2 separate regions of the Homo sapiens genome follow, and region 1 is linked to region 2. Evidence: chromatin loops called from intact Hi-C (ENCODE). Cell type or tissue: B cell. All regions are shown on one strand. Each heading gives the region's core, and the rest is flanking DNA. Links, peaks and the distances in the headings are about the cores only.

Region 1 (10,356 bases), core at 36-8,035, 58 kb after region 2:
AGCTGCACGGGCTGGGCTGGTTGCACATCTCCATTATGATGCTCAGTGCGGGGCCCAAGTCCTGCTGTTGTGGGTCCCTGACACTCAGCACAGGCCAAGCACAGAGTAGATCCTCAGGAGGTGCTTGAGGCTTGGTTTCTGGCTGGGAGGGGGAATTTAGCTCTGAATGCCCCCTCTCCTGCCACTCATCTGATATGATTTCTCTGAAGAGAGAACTAACCCCACTTGCAAAGGAATGGTGGCACTTTAACATTCCCAACACTCCTGTGAGAGAAGAATTATCTCCGGGTGACACAGAAGCAAACAGAAACTTGGAGAGGACAGCTGGCCTCACAGCCATAGGTGGCAGAAGCCAGGTTTTCACGGATTCTGTCCAATTCCACATCTCAACTTGTCTTCACTCTCCTGTGGCCTCCGATTCTTCTGCAGGATGGCGGTGGGAGGCTTCATGGGGCTGATGTGGTGTTCTCAGCCACCACCACGGTCACGGTCAATGTGGAGGATGTTCAGGACATGGCCCCTGTCTTCGTGGGCACACCCTACTATGGCTATGTGTACGAGGACACCCTTCCGGTGGGTGGCTGTCCCCCTCAGCCAGCGATCCCTCCAAATGCCTCCTGCCCTGACCCTTGTGATTTTAGGGACCCCCTGCTGGAGATGGCTGGTCTGGTCCCGGTTGCCCTCCTCACACAGAGGCCAGCTCTGGACTCACCCAGCCTCAGGCCATGAACTGGCCCTTTTGCCCCCAACTAGACCATGAGCTCCCCATGGGCAGAGACCAGGCTGGAGCCAGGCCTCGCTAGGCTACAGCTTAAGAACTCTGTGCAATTGAATTGCTTTCTCAATTTGCGTTTGTCTGATTATTCTTGACTTTTTTTTTTTGGAAACGGAGTCTCGCTTTGTCGCCAGGCTGGAGTGCAATGGTGCGATCTGGGCTCACTGCAACCTCTACCTCCTGGGTTCAGGCAATTCTCCTGCCTCAGCTTCCTGAGTAGTTGGGACTACAGGTGCACACCACCATGCTCAGCTAATTTTTTGTATTTTTAGTGGAGAAGGGGTTTCACCATGTTGGCCAGGCTGTTCTGGAACTCCTGACCTCAGGTGATCCACCCGCCTTGGCCTCCGAAAGTGCTGAGATTACAGGTGTGAGCCACCGCGCCCGGCCTATTATTGACTTTACAAAGCAAAATGAAACACTTTTTGAGGACCCAGTGGTGGAGACGGGCTCAGAGTGAGGGAGAGAGATGCCGGACTGCTCTGGATGGGGGCTGCAGGGTGGGCCAGCGTAGGCCCAGGCCATCCCACTGAGGAGCTAAGGGGAGGAGGTGGTGCTGAGGGACAGGGCTCAGGGTAGGCTCCAAGGGAAGAGGCAGCACCTGGGCTGGGTTAAGAAGTAGCCTGGAGTTGACCAGAGAGAAAGGCTTGTGTAGGGGGGCTTAAGAGGGGACAACAGGCAGAAGTCAAGCAAGACTTATATAGTTGGGGCAGCCCTACGCCCAAACCCTTCCAGCAGCACCAAAGGCCCACAGGATAAAATCTTAATTCTGGGACCTCGCATTTGAGGCCTGGCCTCTCTCCCACCTCTTCCTTCATGCACCTCTGGGGTGGGATGAAAGCAAAAGATGGAGAGGGCAGTGAAAGTAAGGCTAGAGGTTAGGGAGCAGTAGAGGCAAGGGCTGAGTGTGGTGTGTGGGCCAGGAGTTGGTGCAAGAGGCCTGAGAATCCCTGGGCAGCACAGGTACTGACCCCTACTGGTGAGAAAGAAGCAGGGGCTCAGGCTATCCCTCCAGCCCTGGAGGCCAGTGGGTGCTTCGATCCCCCTGCAGAGGAGAGTAGGGCCATGCTCCACCGCCACGTAGAGGCCTGACCCTTTCCTAGGTGGGGGTAGCACCTCCTTTTCATCATGGAGACATTGTTTGGGGAGGGGAGGGTCCCCATATTGCCCATCAGGCAGCGGCTGTTCCTGTTTCCCCGAGGGCTCGGAGGTACTGAAGGTGGTCGCCATGGATGGAGACCGGGGCAAACCCAATCGAATTCTCTACAGCCTTGTAAATGGTGAGTCTGAGCAGCTTTGGGGGCTGCAGCTTTGACTCTCTAGGTGACCAGAGCAAGGTTCCTCAACCTCTCTAGATTCCAGCTCCCTCACCTGTAGGACCAGGATTACAAGATGTATGGAGAGGAAGGGCTGTGTCCAAGACAAGCAAGTCTCTGGGTTGTGTGCTTCGGTCCCTGCCTGTCATGATATCCAACAGCCAAGAGAGCATGGGGCAGGGGCGCTGAGAGCAACACGGAGGTGCTAACCCATGCTCCTCTCCCCCTGGGTATTTGCTCCTTGATGGGAATGCGTGGCAACATTTCTCACACTTTTTAAGTGGCTATGTATTTTCCTCATTCTTTTTAATTGTTATCCCACAGCATATAGATGAATTAAATGAATCAAATGCATTGGTGATATGGCATCTCCCTAGTGCTAGCCCTATATATGGACAAGAAAACTGAAGTTCAGAGAAGCTGAGTAGGCATCCCAAGTTTCCATCATTGTATTTGAACCTGAGCCTGCTAGCTCCACAGTCTGTGCTCTTCCCACAGCTGGGCAGCAACTGAGCCAGATGAGCTGTCCCTGGGCCAGGCCAGGGCATCGCATCTGGTGCCTGGTACCAGAAGTGTGCATGTCTATATGCCCCGGCCTTTCTCTAGGACATGCCTGTGCATACTCACTTTCCAGCAGCTCACATGTGGGCTGCCAGCCTCCTTTCCCCAGCCTCACAGGACCTCAGCTGCCTTCCTTCCCATCACCACTGCAAACCTTTACCCAGTCCTTGAGCACCCACCCCATCTCCTGCCTGTCCCACTCCACACCCTCCCTCTCCTCTCTTTATTCCCTCCCTCCTGTCCCTTCTTTCCCCCCTCCCCTTCCATGTCCGTCTCTCACTGTATGTCCTCCTGCTTCCTTTCTCTTTTCTTCACACACACACACACACACACACACACACACGTGCACACATGCACATATAGTATTATGCATAAGAAAAGGGACACAGTATGGAATGTGGGAGCTGGACAGAAGTGAGTTCAAGTCCCAGATCTGCACTAACTGTGTAGCCTTAGACAAGTTACTTAGCCCCTCTGAGACTGTTTCCATGTTGACAAGACACAGATGACAGGATTCCATTCTATGAAGACTTCCCTAGGCAATGCAGGACGATCCTGTGGCACGACTCCCCTGCGCCTCCCTGTGGTCCTGTGCAGAACTTCAGGGTGCATCTCCCTTGACAGGGAACGATGGAGCCTTTGAAATTAATGAGACATCTGGAGCCATCTCCATCACTCAGAGCCCGGCCCAGCTCCAGAGAGAGGTGTATGAGCTGCATGTACAGGTACCCTCCCTCTAGCTTTGTCTTCCCTGCCCACCTTTGGCCCTGGAAGTCTATAAAGGTGAAGACACCCAGGCCCTTTTTCCTGGGGCCCATAGTCTGGGGAGGGGGCTAGATGTTGTTCTAAAGAGCACCTGCACCAGACATGAATTCACAAACAGGGAGTCACAGAAAGGCAAGAGGAGGTGCAACTGAAGCAGCAATGCCTGAGCATGGGTGGGATCCTGCAGGTGCATGCTGCCAGAGGCGGGCATTGGGTGGGTGGGGGTGGAGTGAAAGCATTCCAAGACAGGAAAGTGCAGCAAGCCCAGGCTGGAGGGGAGAGAACTGATATATTGGGGGAACAACAAGGAGTCAGTTGAGGCCAGAGCAGAGAAAGATGGGCAGCCTGGAGAAGGAGGAAACGTTGGACTCCCAGGCTGGGGCCAGAGGAGCAAAGGTCCTGAATGGGAGGTATGGATCTGTCGCTAGAGCCGGGCATGTGACCTGTGAAGTCACACAAGGACTATACTTAGGAGGATCCCACACTAAGCTTAATGCTCGCTGTTTGCTGTCTTGGAATTCTTAATAATTTCACCAAGGGATCCCATATTTTTATTTTTCGCTGGGCCTGCAAATTATGTAGCTGGTCCTACCCAAGAGCAGTAAGGAGCCATTGGAAGGTTTTCAGCAGGATTACAGCCACTTGAAAAGTTCACCTGGCTGCTCACCAGACCAGTGGAGTTCCCAAATTTGGAGATTTGGGCCAACCAAGATTTTCAGGATCCACTCCCGGGCATAGGAATTCAGTGTGTTTGGGGCAAACCCAGGAATCTGCGTATTATAAGCACCCAGGTAATTCTGGTACCAGTCCCAGCCAGAATTTGAGAACTCTGGTCTCAACTTGGGTTCAGAGGGAACTAGATGAGAGGTAGAGCCATCGGCCAAAGTAACAGAGGAAGACAGCCTGTGGGGCTGAGGGTAGGTGGGATGGAAGAAAGGGACAAAATGAAAAGTATGCATGAGGCAGATTGCACAGAATGAGGAAATTGCCTGATCTTGAGGGAAAGGGATGGGAGAGGGATAGATGAAGCCCAGGTGGTCCCGTGCCGTCAGGAGTACAGGACAGCAGGCAAGTGAAGTAGGTGAGGAAGGATGCATTTGAAGGCTCGAGGGACATGCAAGTTCAAACATCAAAACTTGGGCATACAGGTTTGGAATTGTGGGAGAGAATGTCAACCTACAGGTAGCTGTGGAAGGCATGGGAGGGAATAAAAGCACCCAGAGGAAGAAGAAGAGAGAGGACAATTGGCCAAGCACAGCTGCGGGAGCTGTGTGAAGAGGCTGAGAGTGAGGAGGAGGAGAGGGGCAGGTAAAGGAAACCCAGGAGGGATCAGAGAGGTTGAGGAGAAGATGTAGAGAGCAGAGTCACATTGCTGTGGGAATAGAGCACTTGGGAAGGAGAAAGAGTAGCAGTGCCACATACAGTGTGGAAGTCAGGGTGAAGAATCTGAATGAGGGGTGGGATGAGAATCAAGAGGGATAGCAGTGAAAGTGTCAAGGAGTGGAGTCCAGGTAGGGTTATTTTAGGATACAAAAGACCAGAGCATGCTTACAGAACAAGGGAAAGGTGGTCTTGAAGAGGTTCATAGGATATCTGCCACATGGTTCACAAGGTACCTATGGGATCTTTGCCCTGGCTTTGTAGGCTGTATTAGTTATCAGCTGCATAACTAATTACCCCAAACTTAGTGGCTTAAAACAATACACATTCATATCTCATAGTTTCTGTGGTTCAGGACTCCAGGCTCAGCTTGGCTGGGTCTTCGGTCTCCAGGTCCCTCACATGGTTGCAATCAGATTGTCAGCCAGGACTGGGGTCTCATCTGCAGGCTTGACTGGGAAAGGGTTGGTTTCCATGCCCACCCAATTATTGGCAAGACTCAGTTCTCTGTGAGCTGTTGGACTAAGAGGTTCAGCTCCTTGCTGGCTGTTGGCTAGAGGTCACCATTAGTCTCTGTTAACTGTAGCTTCCTGCTTCATCAAAATCGGCAAGAGAGAGAGTTCACAAGACAGACGTTACAATCTCTTGTCATGTAATCATGAAGTGATAGCTTGCCATCTTTGCCATATATTATCAGTTAGAACCAAGTTGCTAAGCCAGGACACACTCAAACGGAGGGGATTATACATTCTGCAGGGGAGGTAGGAGCTGGACCATATGAAGGGTCCACCTGCCACACAGCCATAGCCACTTGTCCCCATCCCAGGTGACTGAAATGAGCCCTGCGGGGAGCCCAGCTGCCCAGGCCACCGTCCCAGTCACCATCAGGATTGTGGACCTCAACAACCACCCGCCAACATTCTATGGAGAGAGCGGACCCCAAAACAGGTTTGAGCTGTCCATGAATGAGCACCCACCCCAGGGAGAGATCCTGCGGGGCCTCAAGATCACCGTCAATGACTCCGACCAGGTGTGTGGTCCTGCCCTCCGCTCTGCCTTCTCACAAACGGTATGAAGCCAAGGTCCCAAAGCTAAGTGGGTCTGCATCAACCTGCTCTGCGTATGTAGCCGGGACCAGGTGGGCCACAAAATGAATGAAACAAGAAGTTGTAACCAAGGGGGAGAGGAGGGAGAGTAACCAATCAAAGACTATCTGCTTAGCCTAAAGGCACTCACAGTCCATTCACAAGGAAAAGTCAGATGCAGAAACTCTCTTAATAATATCTCCCAGGGTTAAGGGCACGTGAAGACTTCTATATAGTATGATTATGAATTTCTATCATCATTCATCTTCCTTGTTTCCACTCTCCAAATTCTCTAGGGAGCCAATGCCAAATTCAACTTGCAGCTGGTGGGACCCAGGGGCATCTTCCGAGTGGTTCCACAGACAGTCCTGAATGAAGCCCAAGTCACAATCATTGTGGAGAACTCAGCTGCCATTGACTTTGAAAAGTCCAAAGTATTAACCTTCAAGGTAGGTGGTGCCCTGAATTCACTGCCCTGAATGGGAGGGTCCCAGGAATTCATACCAGCATCTTGGTTCATTCCTGAGGGGTCTCTTGTCACTCTCTGCCCTTCCTGGCCCTACTCTTTTCTTCTCCAGCCCTCTGCCCCTCCTGCAGATTGCTCACAGATCCAGCCTCACTGAGCTTCCTGGCTTCCACACCACAACCAGCCCCAGGAATGCAGGTGGTGGTGTGGGATCAAAGGAAAACTACCAATATAATTTGCCATGTTAATAGATTGAGTAAACTATTTTATTATCAAGATAGATGTTTTATCATATGCCTTGACATTTGTCATCTCTTCTGATAACAATCTTAGCTGAAGAGGAAAAAAATACTTCTGTGATATCATTTGTAATTATGTAAAATCATAAATGTATTATAAAATGCATATCATATATGAACATATATAATATGTTAATAGGAAAAGTAAATACTTCACTGACACTATTAAAATTATCTTATTTATAATTATACACATATACACATACTCTCCTATAGCCTGCATCATGCTTAAAAGTGAAATACTATTATAAAAGCAATCCATGAAATTAGGAACAAAGCATGGATGCCTGCTATCACCACTACTATTTAACACAATTCCTGAAATAACATTGTTCCTGGATAAGGAAAGGAAGTAAGAAGTTCAAACTTTAGAAAGGAGGAAAAAAGACAGTCATTATTTGCAGGTGATGATTGTTTGCTTAGAGAATCTGAGAGAAAAGACAAAAAAAAAAAAAAAGAAACTCTTAGAAACTCAGCAAAATTGCCAACATGGCTGATTACAAAGTTAATGCACAAAATCCAGTAGTTTTCCTACATACAAAAAATAATAAGAAAATATGGGATAAAAATTATCTTTTACAATAACAACCAACACATAAAATTTGTAGGAATTACCATAAGAAATATGTATCATGCAAATGATGAAAAATGCTAAATTTCACAAAGAGACATAAAGAAAGAGATGTAAAGGCATACCTTGTTTAAAAAGTTCAAACTCTCCTTAAGTTAATAAAGAATTTGGTTGGGCGTGGTGGCTCACACCTGTAATTCCAGCACTTTGGGAGGCCGAGGGGGACAGATCGCTTGAGCCCAAGAGTTTGAGATCAGCCTGGGCAACACGGCAAAAGCCCATCTTTACAAAAACTACAAAAATTAGCCAGGCATTGTGGTGCACGCCTGTAGTCTCAGCTACTTGGAAGGCTGAGATGGGAGGATGGCTTGAGCCTGGGAGGCAGACGTTGCAGTGAGCTGAGATAGTACCACTGCACTCCTGCCTGGAAATAGAGCCAAGACTCGTTTTTTTTGTTTTTTTTGTTTTTGTTTTTGTTTTTTTTGTTTTTTGGTTTTGTTCATTTGTTTGTTTTGAGACAAGAGTCTCACTCTTTCCCCCAGGTTGGAGTGCAGTGGCACAATATTGGCTCACTGAAAACTCTGCCTCCCAGGTTTAAGTGATTCTCGTGCCTCAGCCTCCCGAGTAGCTGGGATTACAGACACACATCATCACACCCGGCTAATTTTTGTATTTTTAGTAGAAATGGGGGTTTCACCATGTTGGCCAGGCTGGTCTCGAACTCCCGACCTCAGGTGATCCACCCGCCTTGGCCTCCCAAAGTGTTAGGATTACAGGTGTGAGCCACTGCGCCTGACCTATTTTTTTGTTTGTTTTTATTTTTTTAAAAAAAGAATTTAATGCCCCCAATTAACTCTTCCCTAGAATGTCCTTTGGACAGGTGGCAACAAGGCTTGACAAAATTAAACTGGTTTTTATATGGGCTAATAAACTTATAAGAATAGTTAAGACAATTGGAACTGGAAAGGATATGCAGCTCAGTGGAACAAAATAAACTGACCCCAATACAGATGGGAATGATAAGAAAGCTAGCATTACAAGCCAATTGACGGGGTAGGGGAAGATGCCAGGCCTTAGAGGTGACCCTTACAGGAATAGCTGGTTGGCAGCTGCGAGGAAGATCGGGAGACACGGCAGATGGATGCCACATCAGTCCTGGGGAGATGAGGTGGGAAGGCTCTCTGCAGCATGAGTGCCTACCCAGACAAGTCCCCATTTTCCCCCCTTCCCAGCTCCTGGCTGTTGAAGTGAACACCCCAGAGAAGTTCAGTTCCACAGCGGATGTTGTGATCCAGCTCCTGGACACCAATGACAATGTCCCCAAGTTCGACTCCCTCTACTACGTTGCCAGGATTCCTGAGAACGCCCCAGGGGGCTCCAGCGTGGTGGCTGTCACAGTGGGTTGGGCACTGGCCCAGGGACTGGGTGGGATAGGAGGCCTTGTGAAGCCAGACAAATCTGGAAGGTCATTGCAGTTTGAGTGGCAGAACCCACACTCATTAGCTGTCCTTGGACAAGCTACTTGCCCTCTCTTAGCCTCAGTTTCTTCATCCATATGATGGGTATTACAACACCTCACAGGACAGTAATGAGGATATATGTGTAAACAACAATCACAGGGCATGGGACCCATCCCCTCTTCCTCATTTATAAAGGAGGGATGAGTGTTTTCCAGATCTAAATCTCTTGGCTCTTTCAATACTTAAAACTTCTTGGAGGAAAACTAGGGATCCCGGGCAGGTCTCTCCACCAATTTCTCCCCAGTTGGGCAAACCCCAAATCCCCTTGCTTTGTGGTTGAAAGCAACCCTCAGGGCATGGGAGCTGCCAACATACCCTGACAAAGAGGCACGTGCCACCCAGGGCTCTTTCTCTTCCAGGCTGTGGATCCAGATACAGGACCCTGGGGCGAAGTGAAATATTCCACCTATGGGACTGGGGCAGACCTGTAAGTAGATCCAGAATCCAGGACAGGGCCTTGGGCAAGGGGATTGGAAGGCTGAGGGTGGAGGAGGTCTGTGGCAGAGGCAGGAGGGGCCTGGGAGGGACAGGAGCCTGGGTGAAGAGAAGTGGAGAGAGGCAGTGGAAAGCTGAAGCAGAGGGTGAGGAAGTTCAGGGCCCAGGACCTCAGGAGCCAGGCAAGCAGGGCTGGCTGGGGAGGGGGCAGGCCATAGGAAGAGAGAAAGACTATAACTGGAGTTGCTAAGCTGGATAGTGATAGATGGGTGAGTCCACATGTGGATCTACCTCACTTAGATTGCAAGGATAGGAGGGAGCAGGTAGGACACTTTGGAGGAGCTGCATGACACCTCACTCCTGCTTCAGGAGGCAGCTCATTATTGCAGGCATGTGTATGTATGCACATATGTGTATATGCGTGCACACCCATGCCTATGTGCTCTGCCTGGCAGCTTCCTGATCCACCCATCCACTGGGCTTATCTACACCCAGCCCTGGGCTAGCCTGGACGCTGAGGCCACTGCCAGGTACAACTTCTATGTGAAGGCAGAGGACATGGAAGGCAAGTACAGCGTAGCTGAGGTGTTTATCACACTGCTGGATGTCAATGACCACCCCCCTCAGTTTGGAAAGAGCGTTCAGAAGAAGACGATGGTGCTAGGGACCCCAGTGAAAATTGAGGTAAGTTTTGGAGGCAGCTGAGCTCCCCTAAAAGCCTGGGTCCAGCAGCTCCAAGAGATACTGAGGCATAAGAATTTCATTGAAGATAAAATTTTTTGGCTTCCCACCATGGACAAAGGACTTTAAGACATTTTGTATATCCCCATCCCCACCTCAACAGAGAATTAAACTCTGAGAAAGAAGATATTGCTATTCAACAAATGAAAAAAACAGGCCAGGTGGGTTAAGTGTTTGGCTTGCCTTCACATAGCTGGTCTGCCTGCTTTTCAAAAGAGTGGTTTTCTCACCGCACTTTGTCATTTTGCCAATGTGGCAAAAAGGATGAACTCTGAAACCCAGCAGACTTGACTTTGAATCCTGACTCCCTTTCTTATACCTCTGCATCCATGGGAAAGCCACTTTGCATCTAAGCTTTCATTTCTGCATCTGTAATATGGATTCACCAATATTTGCTTCCTAGACTTGTTCTGATAATGGAATCGGCTAGCCCATGTGTAAG
Region 2 (13,116 bases), core at 2,427-10,426:
TTTGAAGTGTGAGGTAATGAGGACAATATAAAGAAGCTAGGAGACATTTTCTCTTTTAAATTAACTGTTCCACTGTTGAAAAAGAGCCACAATGGAAGTAGTAGTCTTCCCTCTTCTTGGCTTCATGTTAAGGAAAGATGCTGTTCTTGAGTCCATATCCCAGATGACAAAATATAGCTAATAATGCTTGTAGAATGCATATCTTAAAAATGCTAACAGATTCTCACCCTGGTATTTGGTTAGGATTTAAAATATAACAATTCTAGGTATGTAAATCTATAGTTTGTGAAAGAAACAATTTTTCTGAAATTGAAACTAAGAATAATATAATGAATTACTAACTTCCAAAGGTGGAGCACAGGGAAGGTCTACATTTATTTATTTATTTTTACATTTAGTTTTTTAAGTTGGCTAATAAATTTCCATAGTGAAGTTAGGTATATAGAAAGTACCAAGTTTCTTTAACTAGAGTTTTCTAGTGTAAAGGGATCTTGCATTTTATTTTATTAACGTTCTGTTTTCATGTGGGTGGTACGTGTCTTTGTTTGCATGTGTGTCAGGAATATGCCACCAAAACAAGAATTGGGATCCGGCGTGGGAGAACTGGCCAAGAACTCAAAGAGGCAGCATTGGAACCATCGATGGAAAAAATATTTAAAAGTAGGTGGCTATCTTTAGTTTTTAACCTAGAATCTATGGATATGTTTTAAGAGGTCCATGAACAACTTCCTAAAAATATATGTGTATTTGTGCATTTTCTGGGAAGACCACATTATTATTCTGAGATCTGACGACCCAGAAAAGATTGGTACTTTGCACTGGATTCAGTGGTTATCAATCATATTTCTTCCAGTGGAAATTTTACTTTCCTTTTTTTTAAAGAAAAGGATTATTAATATGCCATGGTCCAAAAGGTATACTCTGTTGAGAAAGTTCATTTTAAGTGTGTAGAATCCTCATTCAAGCATATAATATTTGTGTATGTTTCAGATTAAGAATAAATCACCAACACATAGATGTTAATAAAAGCCTAGCTGTCCAAGAAGAATCCTTTAACTCACTGCTCACATAGGGCCTCAGGAGGGCAGTACTTTAATATATTGCCAGTTTGGTTCAGTTTGGATATCAACTTTGCAAGTTCAGAAACTAGATTGTTAATCATCCTAAAGCTATTCAAAGAATACCACTGCTCCTTAATAATCTTGCAAAATGTCTTTACAGTGGGAGAGAGCCCTAATCAGTATCCTTCAGGTCATTTCTTTCTGATTTGACCCTAGAGACCAAATCATGCAAATTATGTAGTGACAGCCTAGTAATATTCTTAGTAAACGAATTAGACTAAAAGAATAAGATGCCCTTTATGAATACCTCTATTGAGTTAGAGTTGATTAGTTGCCTCTCAGTACCCTAAAACGGGAGCCTCCTCTCACTTGATTCTGCTGCATAAACACTGATTATATTTTCTCTTTTTTCTTGATTTCCACGTAAAGCATCATTTGTGTTAATACCATGCAGTATGGTATGACTGTTAACATTTCCTTCTCATTTTTTACTTTCCATGAATGTCATGTGAATATACTTCAACCTCTTATTAGTAAAATAATAGGTATCACAGAAGTAGCTCCACGTCTACAGGTATACTGCTCCCTCAAATATTGTTGGAGGGAGGTTGAAGATTCACCAAGCCTGATCCTTTCTTTTTTGTACTGATTTTTACACCTTTGTTTCAGGAGTGTTTTTTTCTACTGGTTACCTAACATTGAGGCAATTTCTGTACCCCATATGCACTGATTATGGCTTCTATTAAATATGGTACATGATTTGATTCCCTTGATAAATATTTTAAAGGCTTTGTCCAGATGTGCCAGTACTAACCTGCATTTCCTTCTGTGTTCTGCAGTTGATCAGATGGGAAGATGGTTTGTTGCTGGAGGGGCTGCTGTTGGTCTTGGAGCATTGTGCTACTATGGCTTGGGACTGTCTAATGAGATTGGAGCTATTGAAAAGGCTGTGTAAGTAAATTGTTTTAAGTAAACTGTTCCTAAACAACTCCAGCCTTAAAACAAAAATTCAAATTTTCTTCTCATTCCTATCTTTAGTCACTTTGGAATGTTTTGTGTCTAGTCTTTGTGTATACACACAAATAGAGAATCTCTTTTTGCTTCTTTGACATTTATTTATTCAAATCTAAATAAAAATCTTTTAGCAAGGTTATATGTGTTTAAGCAAAGAGAAAATATGAAATATGTTTTTTGTTTGTTTGTTTGTTTGTTTTTTTGGAGAGAGAGTCTTGCTCTATCTCCCAGGCTGGGGTGCAGTGGCGCGATCTTGGCTCACTGCAACCTCCGCCTCCTGGGTTCAGGCAATTCTCCTGCCTCAGGCTCCTGTAGGTGGGATTACAGGCACATGCCACCATGCCCGGCTATTTTTTGTATTTTTAGTAGAGACGGGGTTTCACCATTTTGGCCAGGCTGGTCTCGATCTCCTGACCTCAGGTGATCCACCCACCTCAGCCTCCCAAAGTGCTGGGATTACAGGCATGAGCCACCGCACCCAGCCAAAAATATGTTGTTTTTTATATGTGCTTGTATGTTTTATCTCATTTAGTCCTTACAGTAACTCCCAAGTATGCATAATTATCATAATTATTTCCATGATAAATGAAGTGAATAAGATTTAAAGTGTAAAATGATTTATCCCGAGGTCGCCCAGCTAGTGTGTGACTCAACCAGAAATCAAATCTGTAATTTCATAGATTAATCATGTCATGTTTCTTACAGAATTTGGCCTCAGTATGTCAAGGATAGAATTCATTCCACCTATATGTACTTAGCAGGGAGTATTGGTTTAACAGCTTTGTCTGCCATAGCAATCAGCAGAACGCCTGTTCTCATGAACTTCATGATGAGAGGCTCTTGGGTGGTAAGTCAGCTGTTTTTGTTTTCCTTTTTCATCTAAAGATCAAAAGATTAGATAAAATATATTGGAGGGAAGGGTTATTAAATGGAAAGAATACTGTATTGAACAAGTTTTTGTTCAAATAATGTATGAATTACAGGTTGAGCATCCCTAATTTAAAATCCAGAAATGCTCCAAAATCCAAAACATTTGTAGTGTCAACATGATGCTCAAAGAAAATTGTAGCATTTCACATGTTGGGTTTTTGAATTAGGGATCCTGAACCCTAACAACAATGAAGTGTAATGATAAATAGTCCGAAATCTGAAGTCTGAAACACTTCTGGTCCCAGACATTTCTGATGAGAGTTACTCAACCTGTATTAGTGCAGCTGAGATAAAAGTAGGAAGTTCATTCTAGGTAGGTCAGCTATTATTCTTTATTAAACATGTATTCGAATAATACCAGAGGAGTTAGAAATCAAACTTACAGAGACAACATTTTTGTCTAGCAGCAGATATCAGACAGCCTCTAATTTGTAGCAGTTTACTAAAAAAATAAAGCAAATGCAAAATCATCTTAGAAGTCAGAGGGAAATGCCTATGCAGTTAAGAGCAGAATAGTGCTGCTACTATTATTCCTAAGATTCTTGACCTTATAGAAGATTTTATATTTAATCGGTTTCTCTGGAGCCCTTGTTATTTTGCTAGATAAGAGAATTTGAATATGTGTCCCCTATTCTCCTGCTATTTGGTAGAAGAGATGAACTGGAATAAGTGGCACAGATACGCAATAAGAAAGTGCAAAGTCAGTTGAGAGTTTCTGTCTTGGACTGTTAGGCAAGTTCCGTGAAGGAGACATTTATTTCATCAGGGTTGTTGAAGGCTAACATGTCTCATTTATTTTAGAAGTAGACAAGAGGGCCAGGTGCAGTGGCTCACACCTGTAATCTCAGCGTTTTAGGAGGCTGAGGCAGGAAGATTGCTTGAGCCCAGGAATTTGAGACCAACCTGAGCAACATAGTGAGACACTGTCTGTAATTTTTAAAGAAATAGAAAATTTTAAAAATTAAAAAAAAATTTTTTTAAGTAGACAAGGGCGGTCCAATTTTACCAAACAGTTTAAGGGAAGAGGAGGTAGGAAAACCTAATTTCAGAGGTGACTTACAATCCCATTAGAGGGAAATTCAAGTGTTTGAGGTCTGGAGGGTAAAGAAGACGTGGTTAGAAAGGATACAGTTGTCAAGCTGAGGAGAGAACCTAAGCAGTCGGAGGCCATTGGAGATACTGGAACAACAAAAGCGTGATTTATATTTGAGTTTTTAGAACCAATGTGGAAGAGACATGGAGCAGGTGTACCAGCTGTGCCTTTGTAAGATCTGAAATGAGGGATGATAAGAACCTGAACTAGAGCAGAGTGTGATACTGGAGGGGAAGGAGAGTTCATGTAACACTGATTCCCCACATAGGGACGAAAACCATATTATTTTCACTGTGTTGTACTTTACTAAAGGATAACCATTTACAGTAGCAGCCATTTGGATATTTATATATTCTTAGGATCATGCTTTTTCACATAGACGTCATGAATCTCCCAGCCCAGAGGTTCACAAAGGCACAGAATGTTTCACTGGGGATGTCAGTTTTAATCAGAAGCAAATAATTTAAAACAATACTTTTGTAATAAACATGACAATATTTACCTAAAATTTTAGGCCCTAAAATGAGGCTTCAAAGAAGTTTTGTGTTTGGGCCATATCCTCAGTCCCTTCTGGGCAAAAGATTACCCTCTTCCACTGTTAGTAATACAGAAAATAGGAAAGCCAAAGACAAGTGTTACAGAGATGAAGATGTAACCTTTTGGGTGTGACAGACATATATATACAAACACACACATAGACACACAGATAATGTCAAAGTTTGTCCCAAGTGCATCTGAGGAGAGGTATCTGATCTTGCTCTTGGGCAGCCAGGGTACCTACTAGAAAAAGCTTTTGAGATGAGACAGTACCAGAGTAAGTCGACCAGATATGGAAGGAGATATTCTTAGGCATGATGGATTGAATTAAGGAGGCCTGAAATTTTGGGGCATGTTGGCAGCTGTGCCAGTTCCGTATGGTTGGAATGCAGAGTTTGGAGTGAGACTGGATCATAGAAGATCTTAAAAAAATTTAATTGCTGCTGTCCACAGAGGATGTGTGAAATAGTTTGTAGTAATTATTTCTCGTTAGAAAATGGTGGAGTGGAGCTCGATATGCTTTTCTTTTCTTTTTAATGTTTTTTAAAAATAGAGACTAGATCTCTATGTTTGCCTAGGCTTGGCTTAAATTCCCAGGCTCAAGTGGTCCTTTCACCTCAGCCACCCAAGTAACTGACATTACAGGTCCATACCACTACACCCAGCTCAGTATGCTTTTTCATGTTAAGGTTTTCCCATTCTTGGCAAAACCAGCTATTTGGTTTACCTGTACTTTATATTAGAGGTTGAATATTTTGATGTTCATAGGTGAGACAGATAATACAGATGAGTGAGGAGGCCTAGTGTGTCACACAGGAGATTGTTGACATCTAGAGGTTACTGACATCTAGAGTTAACCTTTTCAACTAAAACCATTCACCATGTTCTTTTTTTTTGTTTGTTTTTTTAAACATAGTTTGCCAAACAAAACATCTGTGGCCTGATTCCAAGGGCTACAAGTTTGCAATCTCTGATTTAAATTTCTTGGAGATTAGCACCATCTTATTTCCATTACATGTTAATACATTCTTCTTGTCATACACAAGCAATATTTAATTATAACACTGGAAATCTAAGATAGGCAAAGAAAAGGAATGAGGACCAAATTAGCCATAAACCTGGAAGGGTAGAAGTGTAGAATCTTATTTCTCATTTTTCTTTTCCATGTGCTGTGATAATCTACTTTCTATTTTTCAAGTCTTCATTTAGCAAATATGGAGTTCAAAGTGATGTGCTATATATATTTTTTTTAAAAATTACTAATTTGTAAGCATCACTGATTTTAAAGAAAATGCTATTTGTGCTATACAAAAATATATTTTTTAATTAAGAGTTAATTATCTTGGGATCCCTAAAGGGTTTTTGTTTCACCTCTGTCCAACAAGAGTAAAATTGTTAAAAGATGTGTTGCCAGTTCAAGCTTAAGACATGCATTTGAAGCTGTCTGCAAAACCTCATATATGGCAGTAGGGGGCACTCGTGCTAACTTAGCCAAAACTCTGAAATAAACCCAGAGCTTTTAATGTGCCAGAAAAATTAAAGTTTTTATTTTTTATTTTTTATTTTTTATTTTTTTATTTTGAGATGGAGTCTCGCTCTGTCACCCAGGCTAGAGTGCAGTGGCACGATCTTGCCTCATTGCAACCTCCACCTCCCGGGTTCAAGTGATTTTCCCACCTCACTCAGCCTCCCAAGTAGCTGGGACTACAGGCGCGCACCACTGCGCCTGGCTAATTTTTGTATTTGTAGTAGAGACAGGGTTTCACCAGTTAGCCAGGCTGGTCTCAAACTTCTGACCTCAGGTGATCCACCTGCCCCAGCCTCCCAAAGTGCTGGGATTGCAGGCGTGAGCCACCACGCCTGGCCTTAAGCTTTGATTTATTATCTTTAATATTTTTACAACTAGTTTATTAGAAGTAACTAATTGTACTTCAAACCTGTGGGTTTCTGCTTTGTTTTCATATAAAGATCAGTTTTTCTTAATAGTACTTGTCTTTCAGACAATTGGTGTGACCTTTGCAGCCATGGTTGGAGCTGGAATGCTGGTACGATCAATACCATATGACCAGAGCCCAGGCCCAAAGCATCTTGCTTGGTTGCTACATTCTGGTATGTTCTGTTTTAAATTGTTACGAGACAACCTTGACTACCACCTTTTTTGGGTGGCTCTTCACAGTTGTAAATGACCTACATGGAATTTAAGCCTCATGTTTAGAAAACACCATTTTCTTCAGTCATTACTGGCTGCATTATTGCCAGACCTTTGCTTTGAAAAGTTGATTTTGCTAAGACCATGGACATCTTCAATACGAAACTTGTATCTTCTGACAGTCTAGTATATGCAGAGATTTACTTTTGTGTATTTTGTTCGATACCAGGAGGGTTTTATATCTAGTACGCATCATTTGAGAGTTGTTTTTGTCTGGTATGTTTAGAAAAATTAAAAACTGAGGATAGAGAAAGTTGTGCTAAAAATGTTGCTGCGAAATAACAAAAAACTGAGAGGAGTCCTAATAGAAGTGTTCTGTGTAGAAATTTCACCCACTGTTTTGCCTAGAGCAAAAAGTATTTTTAAATTATTCATCATCATGAGATAGTATACCTTATTAACCATATAACTTGATCTAGAAATGTTATTCTTTAAGCTAGTATTGAAAATTCAGTATAAAGATAGCTTTGTGCCTAGTCTATGAGGTAAACGACATTTAAGAAAAAGGTAACTTATTCTTCTTAGCACTGAAATAATGCATTATCTAAGTTTTTTTTCAATTAAGGAGTTCCATTTACCTTTGTTGAATTACTGGTAAATTTTTTACGAAATTGTTTATAAATATCTGACAACTAAAATTACTTATTTATAAGCTGTTAGCAGTCCTTATTACATAAAGAAACAGCAGTGTCTGTCTTAGAAGTTCCCACATTTTAAGTTTATCATCATATGCTTTCCCTTTTGACAGCAGTAGGTTTGACCTTGAGTTATTTGTTTTAAGCTTGTTTATCTCAATTATTATATGAATGTTGTAGAAACTAGTGGTAAGCTCAGATTCAAATAGCTACATGGAATTTGATGGTTACTAAATAAGTAGATTAGTGTTTGCTTGTGAGTGTGATTGATTAGGAATAGTGTTAATGTTGTGATATAGAATTTGAGTAGTCACCAATTTGGGCTGTAGAATTTGGTGGGGGTAGTATTATCTAAAGGCAGAACTTTTTGAATCATAGTGCTTAAACAGTAAGGTATAATATAAAGTGGCATGTTAGAAGTGATATTTTCCTTTTGCTTGTTATTTAGTAAATACTTAATGAGCACTTCCTCTTTCTCCAGGTGTGATGGGTGCAGTGGTGGCTCCTCTGACAATATTAGGGGGTCCTCTTCTCATCAGAGCTGCATGGTACACAGCTGGCATTGTGGGAGGCCTCTCCACTGTGGCCATGTGTGCGCCCAGTGAAAAGTTTCTGAACATGGGTGCACCCCTGGGAGTGGGCCTGGGTCTCGTCTTTGTGTCCTCATTGGGTAAGCTGCTGTGTTTTAACACTTAATTCTTGGTGCATAGTTTCCTGTAACCTGAAATACTCCAATATCCTAATTGATTGAGTCATTTATTTTAAAAGTTTTTTTAAAGATTTATGCTAATTTGACTGGATTTTACTACCTGACATCATATAAAAATCATGGCAACATGGTCAACCATTATTACTGGCTTTACCAAACACATCTAAAATGGGAAAGTTGGTCTGGAGAACATGAATATTGCTCTGATGCAAGAACCTTCCTGTGAAATGGGCAAGTGGCTCATTGGAGGAATGAGTATCATGGATTTTGAACTAATGCAAATAAGATTAGACAGTACATGTACCCAGATGTCGTCTTACCTACACAGTATACCAAGGAGATTTTTTTTTAAGTAATATAAATCATAAACTCAGTTATCGGAAATCCTTTTTTAAAAAAAATCTTGTTTTCGCATTTTGATTTCAGGATCTATGTTTCTTCCACCTACCACCGTGGCTGGTGCCACTCTTTACTCAGTGGCAATGTACGGTGGATTAGTTCTTTTCAGCATGTTCCTTCTGTATGATACCCAGAAAGTAATCAAGCGTGCAGAAGTATCACCAATGTATGGAGTTCAAAAATATGATCCCATTAACTCGTAAGTAATGCTTTTTATTTAACACTGTTACTCTGTCACATAAGGATGCTTGTGTGTATTTGACCTGTTTTGGTTTATGGCTGTATTAGTTTTCTAGGGATACTGTTAACAAAGTATCGCAGACTGGGTGGCTTAAAACAAAACTTGATTCTCTTGTAGTTCTGGAGGCCAGAAATCTAAAATCAAGGTGTTAGCAGAGTTGTACTTCTGAGGGCCCTGAGGGAAAATCTGTTCCCTGCCTCTCAGCTTCTTGTTACTGCTGGCAGTCCTTGACATTCCTTGGCTTGTAGATGGATCATTCCAGTCTCTGTCTCCATCTTCACATGGTGCTCTTCCTGTGTACCAGGGATTAGGATTTCATTATATTTTGTTGGGGGGCAGAGGAGGGTCACAGCTCAAACCACACCAATGGCTTTGTCAGATTTCCTGTTTTACTTCTGTTGCAGTTTTGTCTGTTCTCTCTTTAGTAAACTATCCAAAAAAACCTCTTGATTTTATTGCAACTTAGTGTAATACTTAGGTATTCATTCCATTATCAGAATATTTTGTCTATTTTTGTGAGCCAGTGTCAGGGTGCAATAAATAATGTGCTCTTACTGCTCAGTTAATTTTTTTGGTAGTGTATTTTGCAGACTTTAAAACTGAAGAAATGTATTAATCAAGTATTATTTATTGGAAAATGTATATAATTGACATGGAATTTTTAATAGAAAAGCCTATTTTATACTTCTAGAAATTAGAAACTCTTCAGTATAAAGAGTCTAGTTTCAGAGATATGCAACTTTAGTTGGTATTAATTGTTATTATGTTTTTTTCTTTTTTCTTGGAGTCGACCAAAGTGGGTTATTTTATTTAAACAATTTTCTTGAGTTTCATTGTGTCTGTCACATTTTTTTAAAGTAATTTGATTTTATCTAAAAATAAAACTTAATGTAATGGTTTAGGGGGAAGAAAAAGTTGCTGTACTGTAAAGCTTACAGATTTGTAGAAGTTTTCTTTAGAGGGGTGAAGTGGGTCTTTTATATTAAAAAATGCTAGACTTGTGTCTAACAGGTTTTTATAAAGGTGTTTCTTTGGTCTTGTTTTGATTATTTCATTGTCTGCCACCTAGTTTTCTTTGCAAGTTGATATATGCAGAGTGTCAGAGAATAAAATAATGATTTTTTTAAACTGCTCTTTAACATTTAAAAGATGAGTCTGCCAAAAGGAAGACCTTAACTATTTTCTAGTCTAGTACTTCATTAGTTGGCAGTTAAACATCTTATTTTTAATTTCCATTTTATATCACTAAGACAAATAGTATTTTTCTTCTTTTCTATATTAAGAATTCAACATCACTATTAGAATTGCATCATATATAATGGGCATAATTTTCTTTTCTAGGATGCTGAGTATCTACATGGATACATTAAATATATTTATGCGAGTTGCAACTATGCTGGCAACTGGAGGCAACAGAAAGAAATGAAGTGACTCAGCTTCTGGCTTCTCTGCTACATCAAATATCTTGTTTAATGGGGCAGATATGCATTAAATAGTTTGTACAAGCAGCTTTCGTTGAAGTTTAGAAGATAAGAAACATGTCATCATATTTAAATGTTCCGGTAATGTGATGCCTCAGGTCTGCCTTTTTTTCTGGAGAATAAATGCAGTAATCCTCTCCCAAATAAGCACACACATTTTCAATTCTCATGTTTGAGTGATTTTAAAATGTTTTGGTGAATGTGAAAACTAAAGTTTGTGTCATGAGAATGTAAGTCTTTTTTCTACTTTAAAATTTAGTAGGTTCACTGAGTAACTAAAATTTAGCAAACCTGTGTTTGCATATTTTTTTGGAGTGCAGAATATTGTAATTAATGTCATAAGTGATTTGGAGCTTTGGTAAAGGGACCAGAGAGAAGGAGTCACCTGCAGTCTTTTGTTTTTTTAAATACTTAGAACTTAGCACTTGTGTTATTGATTAGTGAGGAGCCAGTAAGAAACATCTGGGTATTTGGAAACAAGTGGTCATTGTTACATTCATCTGCTGAACTTAACAAAACTGTTCATCCTGAAACAGGCACAGGTGATGCATTCTCCTGCTGTTGCTTCTCAGTGCTCTCTTTCCAATATAGATGTGGTCATGTTTGACTTGTACAGAATGTTAATCATACAGAGAATCCTTGATGGAATTATATATGTGTGTTTTACTTTTGAATGTTACAAAAGGAAATAACTTTAAAACTATTCTCAAGAGAAAATATTCAAAGCATGAAATATGTTGCTTTTTCCAGAATACAAACAGTATACTCATGATTGCTAAGTGTTTTTTTATTTTTGCATATTTATTGAACTGTCTAATTGAATACAGCTTGCTCTTGTCACCTCTTCAAGCTTTCAAGCCTTTATAGAAAAGCTTCTTTGTGGCTTACACTGGAAATTATGAAAGCAGTTTTTCTCCTAAGACTTTTGGTTTCTCGCATTGCCTCTCAGACTAAGCACTAAAAAGCAAAGCAAAACAGAACTAGTTCTGTCTTAATGAAATATATCAACCCAAAAGTGTAATGAGGAAAATGCTTCATTAGTTTCCCCTAGCAGACTTTTACTTCTCTTACACTGCTACACCATTACTTTCTTGAGACATTTGTAAGTTCTTTGATACAGAAGAGTTATATTTAGAAGTCTTTAATGAAGGGAAAGAAGTCTGTATGATGACTGAGGTGATTGCTCTTTTTGACAAATGTTTATTACAGTAATGCAGAAATACTGTTAATCATCTCAAAGTACATAGGAGGCTTATTTCTGAAACAAAGGTTTCAGCCAGATGTTGATTAGTCTAATTTTTCCAAGTGAATCATATGCATGCCATTTGAATAGGGATTTCTTCAAGAAAGCAACTTAGTTTCTTGCCAGTATAGTATAGTGCAGTGTGATAAGTACATGATACTTGTAGCTAGACTACCTCTATTTGAATCTCAACTCTTATTTCTTATGTGACCTTGGGCAAATTACTTAACCTCTGTGTGCCCAGTTTCCTCTCCTGTAAAATGAATATATTGGAACCTGTCTTATAGGTTTATGGTTAAACGTGCAGGCACTTAGTAAGCATTACATAAGTCTTAGCTATTGATGCTTTTTTTTATTAGTAAAAATGTAAATGCCAATTTTCTATTTTTCTTCTCCCCATCCTGATACCCATATCAGTGTGATCTTAAAGTGCCTGTTTTCCTTAGTCACCTTTTAGAACCCAAAGTTTATGTCTTTTTTAAATTAATATCACACACAAAATGATATCATTTCAGTGATGGTATCAGGCAGTTTATCTAGAAAACCAAGGATTTTTTTACTGTTTTACTTTTTTTTTAAATAGAGGGGTTCAGTTTGGTCTTAAATTGGATTCAAACAATCCACTCACCTTGGCCTTCCTAAGTGTCGGCATTACTAGCTTGAGCCACTGCCCCCATCCTGGGTTGTTTTGTTGTTGTTGTTGTCGTTGTTGTTAATTTAATGACATTATGTTATTGGACTTCTTCTGACTTTGCTAAGACAATGAAGGCTATGCAAAATAATATATAAAATGTGGCCGGGTGCGGTGGCTCACGCCTGTAATCCCAGCACTTTGGGAGGCCGAGGCAGGCAGATCATGAGGTCAAGAGATGGAGACCATCCTGGCCAACATGGTGAAACCCTGTCTCTACTAAAAATACAAAAATTAGCTGGGCATGGTGGTGTGCATCTGTAGTCCCAGGTACTTGAGAGGCTGAGGCGGGAGAATCGCTTGAGACAAGGAGGCGGAGGTTGCTGTGAGCCAAGATCGCGCCACTGCACTCCAGCCTGGCAACAGAGCAAGACTCCGTCTCAAAAAGATAAATAAATAAATAACATATAAAAGGTAAGCTGATATATAAAATGTGATCGTTTGTAAAACATACCAGTTGTAAATGGTAATAGAAAAAAATCACTAGTTTCTTGGCTCTTAACATACCACAGAGTTTTTGTTTTTTTTTTTCCTCATTCACAGCGAAGAGTAATGACCTGCAAAGTGATAGGCTTTAGGTAAAAAAGTAAATGTCCATTTTTCATTTTCTGACATCGTCTGAAATACTAGAGGATAAATGAAACATGTTTTAAAATAATCCCGAGAAAAAAGGCCCTTTGAGTTGTTGCTTAAAATGGCATCTACTGAACAGTCAGAAAACATGAATTTTTTATGTAACAGGTGCCATGCTAGCTGGGCCCAGGGGAGACAATGATGAATAAAAGTAATTGCCTTCTAAAGCATATCAAATCCGTGTAAACACGGCCATAGGCCATTGGATGAGTGTCACAGAAAGGTAAGCAAAATGGAAAT

The links. Peaks named below come from ENCODE experiments on the same cell type or tissue, not always from the same donor. Only the 100,000 strongest peaks of a DNase experiment are listed, where the experiment ranks them.
Region 1: a loop joins it to region 2, with 33 times the contacts of the local background. A loop is called at or near these places in 56 of 110 quality-filtered maps.

What each region holds. Positions count from the first base shown.
Region 1 is chr10:84,202,551-84,212,906 of GRCh38, forward strand. CDHR1 (cadherin related family member 1) reads left to right here. Exons shown (of 17, transcript NM_033100.4): 8 at 430-573; 9 at 1,977-2,055; 10 at 3,277-3,377; 11 at 5,624-5,827; 12 at 6,179-6,331; 13 at 8,451-8,615; 14 at 9,098-9,165; 15 at 9,629-9,857. Among named protein-coding and RNA genes, the nearest start is that of CDHR1, 13 kb to the left of the region's middle. RefSeq lists enhancers at 742-1,242, 1,243-1,743. In B cell, for the core only: CTCF peaks have their summits at 3,229 and 3,428; a DNase peak (open chromatin) is centred at 3,221; H3K27me3 peaks cover 328 bases.
Region 2 is chr10:84,142,095-84,155,210 of GRCh38, forward strand. It overlaps GHITM (growth hormone inducible transmembrane protein), which reads left to right. Exons shown (of 9, transcript NM_014394.3): 3 at 561-660; 4 at 1,901-2,012; 5 at 2,781-2,922; 6 at 6,636-6,744; 7 at 7,961-8,149; 8 at 8,615-8,786; 9 at 10,170-11,474. The coding sequence ends at 10,254. Among named protein-coding and RNA genes, the nearest start is that of GHITM, 9.1 kb to the left of the region's middle. In B cell, for the core only: CTCF peaks have their summits at 6,115 (motif pointing right) and 6,314; a DNase peak (open chromatin) is centred at 6,097; H3K27ac peaks cover 283 bases.